3 separate regions of the Homo sapiens genome follow, and regions 2 and 3 are each linked to region 1. A link is a contact called in ENCODE Hi-C or POLR2A ChIA-PET data. All regions are on one chromosome and are shown on one strand. Each heading gives the region's core, a stretch centred on a gene start or an enhancer-like site at or near the end of the contact. The rest is flanking DNA. Distances are from core to core; before and after follow the strand shown.

The links. Hi-C counts contacts between places; a loop is a spot of excess contacts on that map. ChIA-PET counts read pairs that join two places held with the same protein, here RNA polymerase II (POLR2A). Pooled maps may share reads with other maps.
Region 2: a map of ascending aorta shows a loop between it and region 1 (3-fold over the local background). The contact joins two enhancer-like sites. A Hi-C loop is called at or near these places in 4 of 168 maps with a recorded cell type or tissue (Caco-2, Calu3, aorta and 1 more) and 13 of 50 pooled maps. POLR2A ChIA-PET finds 5 or more read pairs at or near these places in 2 of 52 experiments (CD4-positive, alpha-beta T cell and GM12878).
Region 3: a loop to region 1 is called in a map of heart right ventricle, with 2.0 times the contacts of the local background. The contact joins the promoter of MIR670HG here to the enhancer-like site in region 1. A Hi-C loop is called at or near these places in 6 of 168 maps with a recorded cell type or tissue (Ramos, Right ventricle myocardium inferior, endothelial cell of umbilical vein and 3 more), 1 of 37 single-sample maps with no recorded cell type and 16 of 50 pooled maps.

The regions. Positions count from the first base shown.
Region 1 is chr11:43,642,400-43,645,705 of GRCh38, forward strand. It overlaps a transcript of HSD17B12 not described here. Among named protein-coding and RNA genes, the nearest start is that of HSD17B12, 37 kb to the right of the region's middle. RefSeq lists an enhancer at 1,734-1,923. Within about 2 kb of position 1,777, at least 25 of the 41 ENCODE cell types and tissues checked have a DNase peak (open chromatin) inside an H3K27ac peak, as active enhancers do; they include endothelial cell of umbilical vein and heart right ventricle, where a contact is called at or near this core.
Region 2 is chr11:43,734,711-43,738,016 of GRCh38, forward strand. All of the region lies in intron 1 of HSD17B12 (hydroxysteroid 17-beta dehydrogenase 12), which reads left to right. It also overlaps the pseudogene PHB1P2. Among named protein-coding and RNA genes, the nearest start is that of HSD17B12, 56 kb to the left of the region's middle. Within about 2 kb of position 1,534, at least 3 of the 41 ENCODE cell types and tissues checked have a DNase peak (open chromatin) inside an H3K27ac peak, as active enhancers do.
Region 3 is chr11:43,567,504-43,570,809 of GRCh38, forward strand. It overlaps MIR670HG (MIR670 host gene), which reads left to right and starts at 1,803. Exons shown (of 2, transcript NR_131246.1): 1 at 1,803-2,070; 2 at 2,264-2,897. All of the region lies in intron 2 of LOC124902807 (potassium/sodium hyperpolarization-activated cyclic nucleotide-gated channel 4-like), which reads right to left. It also overlaps a transcript of HSD17B12 not described here.

The DNA.
Region 1 (3,306 bases), core at 527-3,026:
AAGCCCTTTAATATATCAGTTTTTACCTCTTATATTTTGAACCGTTAAAAGAAAAAAAATGACTAATCTCCTAATGGAAAATATAATCTTATAGTACTGAGAAGAGAGTTGTAAGCATGTAATAAATATATGAGATCAGTTTCATTTCTGACTTGTTTTTGAGCCTTTCTTATGAATCATCATGTATTTTAACATCAAGAGAATAATATATAAAATACGCTTTAAAATGTTACAACCTGGTAGCTATTAAAAAAGAGAGGGGAAAAAAACAGAGCTTTGCCTAGCAAAATACTAACTAAAGAGTTAGGTGAGAATTAGAAATGTTCAGATGCTAAAGTAGTATAATAAACTAAAATTCCAAATATATATGAATATATAATTTTTTATATCTTGGTATATGGCATTTGTCTTAATTGTTTAGGAAACTACATATTGTACAGGAGTGAAGAAGTAAATGATGAAGTATTTTCTCATCATAGTTTACTAGATAAAAAATGTACTAATAAGCTAAATGTAATAGTAAGGGGCACATTTAAAATATAATTTCGTAGAGTCTTACTAAATACGTATCTTTCCAACAAGGCTTTAGGTTTTTGCATGTGTATTAGGATTTCTGAGTTTTGTGATTTGAAATTCATGATACATTTTGAGTGCCCTTTCAAATGGCAAATTGTTTCTGTGGAAAAATCAGACATTATGTACATTTCATTTTATATTTGGATGTGAGAAAAATAGCAGATAATTTGGGAGAATTCTAGTTGTTGCCTTAGTGTATGCATCAAATACTAAACAATTATTTTATCTCTCAGTTATACGTCTGGGCATGTTACAGTTTGTACTGTATGTACAAACAGGATATTGAACTTACATTGATGATACAGTGTTCTTTAAACGTGATTGTTAATCTTTACTGAAATTATGGGCAAACTATTTCAAAGAAATGCGTTTTTAAACTCTTATTTTTAATTAAAATGAGAAAAACCTTGAAGGAGTTCATTTATGAATAAAATATGTAATTGTGCAGTCTCCTGAAAGAATGAACTCTTAGTTTATTTTTCAAATTTTATTAAAATGTTTCTTTACTTGTTGCTTGTTGGCATTTTAAAATTAAAAAGTAATAAAGCAGCATTATTATATTTCTGATTATCTATCAAGAGAGTGAAAGGGAAACCAAAGTATATTGACACAACCCAGGTTTTCCCCTAAAAAAAACTAACTTCAAATTGAAAAAATATATTGCCCATATTTAATATTTCTTATTAGGACTTACTTGGAGTCGCATAATTTTTTTGAGACAATATATTGGAGGAAATTTGTCTTATAAAATGGAGAGATGTAGAACATTGTGGGCAGTTATAGGATAGTCTTTCTCTCTTGTTGCTTCCCAGAAGTTAGAAAACAGATTTTAAATTAATAGTGTTGAGTACACGAATCTCTGGAGTATAATAACTTAGAAAAATGTTGGAAAATGATAAAGTCGAAGGGGAAGATTAATTGAAGTTAAGTGTCCCCTTTTCAAATGGGAAGCATTTGACACTATGAGGAGTGCTCTAGAGATTAACAAATGTTTCTCTGTCAAGGATAATTTTCTGAGCAGTTGAGGTTGTTTGTGTGATAAGGGAAGGCGGCTAGATAGCGTAACTATAGGTGTTTGAGAAAATTTCCGAAGTTACTTTCAGATTGAAAGGGTGAAAGTAGGTGCAACAATTGGCCGTTGGGAGGGGAAAGGGTGCAGGGCTCGCCAGCCCGGCGCCACTACAGGGTTAACCGCGGCGGCGCCCGGTGCACACTGGGAGTTGTAGGCCGCGGGCATTGTGGGAGTTGTCGTAAAAGCCTGCTTTCTTGCCGTGATGGCCGCCGCCGAGGCAGGGAGTTGAGGGTTTCTGCCTTTCGGAGGGTTTGGGGGGCTGTCGGTCCCGTTAGAAGGCCACCAACAGCCCCCCAGGTTGCCAAGGGCCTGTTAGTTGTGTTCCTGGAAGGTGGGCAAGCAGCCTGATGGGTTAACATTGGGATTTGCCGTCGTTATAGCGGTCAAGGGGCCTGTAGCGGCTGCAGGGTCGGTGAGGGTTCCCAGCCGGCCGGACCTTGGTCGTCTGGCATTCTGCCTTTGAAATATCTGGGTGGCCGGCGCCTAGGCATATGGGGTTGTGCTTTCTGTGTTGTGGTTTGTAGCTTGCATCCTCCACTGTTCTTAGCGCATTTGGCTCTGTCCATATGGCTGTTGGTACTCATGGCCCTATTTGGGGTTGGACTGGGCTCTTTTTCTTGGGTCTGGTGGGATTTAAGCAAGAACTGGAATTTTGTAAGATGTACAGCAGTGTCCTGGGTGTTGTCTGTCTGGTGTGGGGTGTGAGCAGTTGCAGGAGTTATGAACGTGTCCATGATCGTGTGGTTGGCTTTCCCTTGCATGTGGTGAACTTTCCCCTCGTTTGCTAATGCTGAAAGGCAGTGTCAGGCAGTTCCTACTTGTGAAATGCCTTCTTATTAACTTGGATGTGTTCCTAAATCTTGGGAGCTTTGCAATTGCTTGTAGAAAGATATGTGTGCAAAACTGAATTTAAAACGAGCACCAGGGTTGCAGGTACCTTTAGTTCTAGGGAGCCAGCTCCCCCAGGCTTCCCTGGTGCTGTGAAGTTGTTTGAGTTTATTTATGGAAATTAGGTTTGCTTTGAGCTGTGTTACCTTACTCTTGGCTCAGAGTTTCTCTGCATGTTGGGACCCTGATCTTTGATATTGGGTACTGTTTCAACATTTGAGGCTAAATGAAGCACCGTGTACTGATGTGTAATGTCGTGTATCACAATCTCAGGATAACACTAGATAGCCAAGAATGGCAGTACCTGTTTTGTCTGTCTACACGAATTGGACCTCATTGTTTCTGCCACAATGTACTGCTCCATAAATTCCGCCTTATTTCCATGGTATTGTCTGTAAGTTTTGAAATCTAACTGGTCATGAAAAGCCATTTTTCAGGCAGTATTTAAAAGCTTTTTCCCACAAGTAGAACTGGTATCTAAAACATTTTTTCATTCAAGTTTGGTAAGGTGGGAGATTTGAAATAAGGTACAACAGTGGTTTTGGAAATCAGCTATCAAGTTTTAGTTTTAGGGGCCACCACGTGACAGAAATGATTTATAGAGAGAGTAAAAATTGTATTCCATTTCTCTTGGTATTTTAGTGCATATAAAAACTAAATAAACCACTTTCATATATCATTAAAAAGCCCTTTGTGTCTTGTGATGAATGAGGTTTTTATAACTCCCCTATTGTCTGGGTTTGCTTAGAATATAGTAATGGGGCCGGGCA
Region 2 (3,306 bases), core at 284-2,783, 92 kb after region 1:
ACTTCAGAAACCCCATCCCCCCAAAAAATGGGGGGGCAGGGTTAAAAGAAATTCAAGTAAAATTCTCATTACATAAAATTAACCATTAACGAATTCACAGTGTACGATTCAGGGGGCTTTAGTACATTCACACTGCTGTGCAACTTTCACCTCTATCTAGTTTCAAGGTATTTCTACCACCCCAAAAGGAAACACCATACCCACTAAGCAGTCCCTCTCTATCCTCCCATCCACAGTCCCTGGCAACCACTAATCTGCTTTCTTCCTCTATGGACTTACCTATTTATTCTGGATGTTTCGTGTAAATAGAATACATTTTGTGTCTGGCTTCTTTCATTAAGCATGATGTTCATATATAAGGTTCATCCACATTGTAGCATGTATCAGTACTTAATCCCTTTTTGTGGCTGAATAATATTCCATTGTATGTATATACTACACTTTGTTTATTCAGCCATCATTTGTTGGACATTTGAGTTGTTTCTACCTTTTGGCTATTGGCAGTGGTGCTGTTAGGAACATTCATATACAAGTTTCTGTTTGAATACAGGTTTTCAGTTTTGGGGGCTATATACCTAGGAGTGGAATTGCCAGGTCATATGGTATTTCTGTTGATCTTTTTGAGGAACTCCCAACCTGTTTCCTTCAGTGGCTGCACCATTTTATAGTTCTACTAGCAATGTACAAGGGCTTTAATTTCCCCACATCCTCACCAACACTTAATTTACATTTTAAAAAATTACGGTCAACCTAGTGTGTCACTGTAGTTTTGATTTTCATTTCTCTAATAATGTTGAGCTTTTTTCTTATGCCTGTTGGCCATTTGTATATCCTCTTTGGATAAATGTCTATTCAAGTCCTTTGCCCAATTTTAAAATTGGATCATCATTTTGTTACTGAGTTGTACAAATTCTTTATATATTCTAGATAATAAACCTTTATTATATAGATGATTTGCAAATGTTTTCTCTCATTCTATGTGTGGGTTGTTGTATTAGTATGTTTTCACACTGCTGTAAAGAACTACCTGAGACTCTGTCATTTATAAAGAAAAGAGGTTTAATTGACTCACAGTTCTGCATGGCTGGGGAGGCCTCAGGAAACTTACAATCATGGTGGAAGATGAAGGGGAAGCAAGGCATGTCTTACCTGGTGGCAGGAGAGAGAGATCGAGGGGGAACTGCCACACGCTTTTAAACCATCAGACCTCCTGATAACCCACTCACTGTCACGAGAACAGCATGAGAATTCCTATTTTCATGAGGCCCCTTCCGTGTTACTCCCACATTTTGGGTATTCCCAAAGGAAGCCACAAAGTAGTTTGAATCAGATCACACTGAGGCATAAAGATTGATAGCCTTTTAATTCTTATACATGGGTTTGCATTTTTAAAGAGGATGTGGCATTAACCAAAATGAATCATTATTTGGAAGGGTTTTTAGTTAACCAAATAAAGTGAAAAAATCAGGCAGAAGGCATTTTTGGGTTATGGTGCCACCAGAAGGAATCGCAGGGCCTTGCCTGGAAGTCGGCCCAGGGGAGTAACTGCCTTTAAGCAAATCTGCTTTTCACAGTTTTTTTTTTGTTTTCGTTTTTCTGTTCTGGACCTATAGATGCTTTGAATTTTTGTTATTGTTGTTGTTTGGGTTTGCCAGTTTTTTAAGTGACAAGTAGAACAGTCTGCAGTGTCTGGTTGGGTCAAAAGAAGGGGAGTAAAGAGTCGAAGAGAGGGCTGCTCAGTGGGGAACCTGAAAGGACTGAGTGGGAAAAAGGGGACTCTGTATTGGGACAGGACATTTGTAAACTGGGCATTTTCTTTCTATAATAATCTACTGTTCTTGAAGAAAGATGTGTGCTTCCTCATACCATGGGATTGTGGAAAATGCCCACAATATCTGGGTGTATGCATAAACTAATATTTTTCTGTAAAATTATTTTTATAATATGATTAGGAGAACAAGTTAGAGTGGTCTTATATTGCATCACTTTCACTGTTTGTCTTTAATAAAAATGGAGGAAGTTGCTGCTGTTTTATTAACTTGCACCCTGCATGCTTCTCTTCTTTGTTCTTTGTTAAATATGAGCTGGCGTGTGTTAAGACTACGTTAGCATTTGCTCTCAGGGACTTCTGTGGTTTCTAAATTCAGCACTGCTAAGCCCCTACACTGTTTGCCTGAATCAGTTGAGACTGCTATTTTTAGCAACAAAAGGGAATTGAAATAGCAATTTTCTTTCCATGTAATAGATTCCCAAGAGGAATACTGATGCAAGCTCTCTATCATTTTCTATTCCTACCACCCTCCTCCCAAAGCCCTCAGAGGAAAGGCAGCTGTCATGGTTTGCGGCAGTATTAATCTTTAATCAATCGAGTGTTTTCTGCATTCAGGTGTTCGGGGGGAAAAAAGAGTCACAAGAAGGAACCTGTTTGGAATAACTAAGCTCTTAGGCATGGACTTTACAGTCAGAATTTTGTGGGTAGTGGCAGGGAATAGACAGAAGAGCTAAAAATAGTGAGTTTGCTTCCAGTGTTGCTCTAGTCTATTTTTGATGTTTGATTTTGATAAGGTTGATTGGGTTCTTACTAAAAATATCTGTTCCTAGCAAGTTGAGGACAAAAAGAGTAGAATATTTTTAACCTACACAAACTAAAGTATTTTTGTTGACTGTATAAAATCTGGAAGTGGAGCCCTGGTCAGTTGCCAGTATTTTATATAATCTGTAGCAAGCTAGACACTTCTGGATGCCAAGTTGGGCTATTCTTTATAGTTGTCAGTTTCCATCTTCTCAAAGGCTTGTAAATTTGGGTTCTAGTGTTATATTTGTGTATGAAGACATAAGCCTTTTTAAAAAATCTTCCTTTTTCCACTTTCCTTCTTTTCTTCCTCTACCTTATAGTGCCACCCATGACCATCATCTGTACTGTCCCAACCCACAGGGTTCTGGGTGATACCATATAGCTTTTTTCTGTGTATTGTTAAAAGCTACCCTAACTTATCCACGTATTTCATAGCAAAGTGGAATCTGAGGACACCAGTGTTAAATGAAGAAGCAAATCTTAGAGACAAGAATAGTGAACTGTCCGGCCAGGCGCAGTGGCTCACGCCTGTAATCCCAGCACTTTGGGAGGCCGAGGCAGGTGGATCACGAGGTCAGGAGATCGAGACCATCCTGGCTAACACGGTGAAACCTCATCTCTACTAAAAATACAAAAAATTAGCCAGGCATGGTGGCGGGCGCCTGTAGTCCCAGCTACTCGGGAGGCTGAGGCAGGAGAATGATGTGAACCCGGCAGGCGGAGCTTGCAGT
Region 3 (3,306 bases), core at 553-3,052, 75 kb before region 1:
GCCTCTGGGCAGAGATTTGTTCTATAGAGAAATGAAGGAAATGTGCAAGAGAGAACAGTTTTACTCTGGAGCTCCCTCTACTGGCTCTTTGATAGAAATCCATCGCAGTTATTCCGCCCTGCCTTGTGGGTATCAAGTTAAAGCATCCGAGCATCCTGGCACCTTGAAGCAAGGAGAAAAGGTGTCCTGAGGTGCCAAGGAAGATGAAACTGCAGATACTGGTTTCTTCTGCCTCTTTTACAATTTCATCTAATGTTTTGGGGGTGCCAAGATAGTGCTAAGCATTTTGTGTGCATTATTTCATTTAATACTCACCATAAACCAGCATTTTACAAATGAGGCAGCTGAGACCTGAAGGGATTAAATAAGTTCCTGGCATCACCATAGACTAATAGACCCCCTTAGTGACCCTCATAATTCTTATGATTCTCCTGAGTGACAACTCAAGAGAAGCAAGAGTCAACGGACAATGTGAGGTTGGAAGTGGCACTTGATCTCATCACCTAATATAAAGAGGCTCTGAGATTGCGCCATAAACTTCCTAGGTCCTATAGAATCTCAGCCCTGTTTGTTTTTTTATTCTTTTAATTTTATTTATTTATTTATTTATTTAAGACGAACTCTCACTCTGTTGCCCGGGACGGAGTGTGCAGTGGTGTGATCTTGGCTCACTGCAACCTCCACCTCCTGGTTTCAAGCAATCTTCCCACCTCAGCCTCCCGAGTAGCTAGAATTACAGGCATGCACCATCACACCTCGTTAATTTTTTCTGTATTTTTAGTAGAGAAAGGGTTTCACCATGTTGGCCAGGCTGGTCTTGATCTTCTGACCTCAAGTGATCCACCCGCCTCAGCCTCCCAAAGTGCTAGGATTACAGGCGTGAGCCACTGCACCCAGCCTCCTGTTTGTTTGTTTTTTTTTTAATTCAGCCCTCGAGGCAATTAATTACATGGCAAGGCTTTGTCCAATCTGCACTCTCACTGTGATGCCCAAGTTGAAGAAAGCAGGGAACTACCACAGTGACTAAGAAGAGTTTCCATGACAGAAGTGAGGCCTTTTAAAATTTGTGGAACATGTTCACGCCTACTTTTAAAATAAAATTCCATGAGATAGGTAGGGCAGATAGTGCCCACACATTTTATAGGTTGGGAACTTAAGATACTGAGTGCCTGTTTCCAGGTTTTGTTTAGGGGCAAATGGCAGAATCAAGACCAGAACTGTCACTCTCAGCTTAAGTTCTGACTTTTTGGTTGGTGTTGGTTGGAACTCAGAGTCTAGCATGGGTTTTTTAATTACATAAAATAAAGACTGTGAAGCTACCTTCTTGTTTTACATCCAGATCCTTTCCTGAGTCTCTCTGTTTTGGGCTAGTTCATAATTGAGCTTCCTTGATATTGAGTCATTTGGGAATTGGGAATGACATAAGCCACTCATCTTATTACTGTTGGTCTCTCACCAGTCCACATTTTAGAGATATCTAGGTCCCTGAGAGAATCCCAAATATTATTTCAGTTCTCCTGTAGCTCATGAAGCCATAAATATTTCACCTCACCCAGGAGAATCAAAGCATTTTCACATTGGTTCTTACTGGGGAGTTGAGATATGGGTAAGTAATAGGAGTCCCATTCCTGCTTTGGCTGGGGTTCGGGTCTCCAATTTCACTGCCAGTGTGTCTCTAAATCTACACAGTGGGACAGTGGCTACAGCAGACATCACTCAGCTCCCCACTCCTGACTTGAGACCTTCCACTAGTTGCCCCTTCCCCTAAAAACAGAGTGATGTCATAATGGTATCAGAATGGCACTTGCTGATAACAACACAGAAATAACAAGGGCAGACTTTCTGCAGTGTCTCCTGAGCAATTGGTTGTCATTGTCCTAAACAGAGCAGCTAGGTTAAAAAGATTTATCCATAATGTAACCTCCTGGCCCTCAGCTATGGGTGGAAGCAGCACTTTCTGGTTTGACCTCCTAATACCACAAACTCCACTTTGCCAGAAAAGTGACTTCTTGATGAATAGTCTGTTCAGATAGGCCAATTTGGAGTATATTCATATTTGGCCACCTGCTGGTAAGACTGATCATCCCCTTGCCCAGCTGTAGCTTTGAGCATCTGCCCCCATGTTGCCCCCATCCCCAGTAAAGCCAAAATGGTCCCATCGAAGGAGGGGAGGGGAGAGCCTGGAAATGAACACTCCCAGGGAATTGTGAGTGATGGAATGTGGATTGCTGACACCATGTCCCTTTCCTCTTGCTTGTTGTAGGAGCGTCAATGACCAAGAGGAGACCAGATGAGTTTTCAAAGCAGTCCTCAAACACCCAGGACACACCTCATCCTTTACCTCGTGCTTTCTGCAATGTTGCTGTTCATGTTCATCTTCCTATTAACATTTGCCATAATAACCCCTCATTGACCACCATCATTCCTCCATCCACCACCAACTCAGCTCCTTCTCTAAAGTGCCCTCTAATGGGCAGTGGCTTTGGTCTCTGTTTGGCAAATTATGTCCAGAGGGTTAACATTAATTTCTCTTTCTCCTATTCCTCCCTCATGCTAGATTCAGTCCATCACTCAGCCTCCTGTCAGGAAAACCATAGCAAATCCTACTTTCTGCTAAAATGAAGTTACAAGACACTTTTCCAGAGTAGTCACACTCAATGAAGGGACCCAGGGTGTATCTGAGTGTGATGTAATTGAAACCACATGGAAAGACTAGAAATACCTTGCTCCCAGTCAGATATAGTGAAACAGCTTACTCAAGACTGGACTAAGATTTAGAATATAGGGGGGCTAGGGAGGAGAAAGAGAAAGATCCTCAGAAGTGGATTGTCCCTGAATACAGGATGAAATCATCTAGATTTTTTTCTCCAATTAAATTTGCATTTCATTCAACCACATTGCAATGGCTTCATACTGGGCATTTTCATTTGAGACCCAAGGCTTTTCTTCATGGGTCCTGAGCCACAGGTTCCTGGATGGTGAGGTAAGTGGCATTTGCCCGCACTGTCTAGGGTGGTTTGTAGTGCTTTGATAAACCCTGTGCTGATGAGTCAGATCCACCCTGTTAGGCCCTAAAATTTGTCCTCTATTGGTCCCTCTTTACCCAAATGCTCTTCAGGGATCCTAGCCCAGACATAGATGTTAGTCCAGCCTCACAATGTTAATTTAGACCTCTATAAAACCAAAACAGATCCTGAGGATTGACCAAACCAGAATTTGTTGTCTCTTTCTCAAAGACAATCACTACTACAAAAAGTGTAGCTCTCTGAAAACCCACCATACCTAGAAAGTGTATTTTCTCCCCTC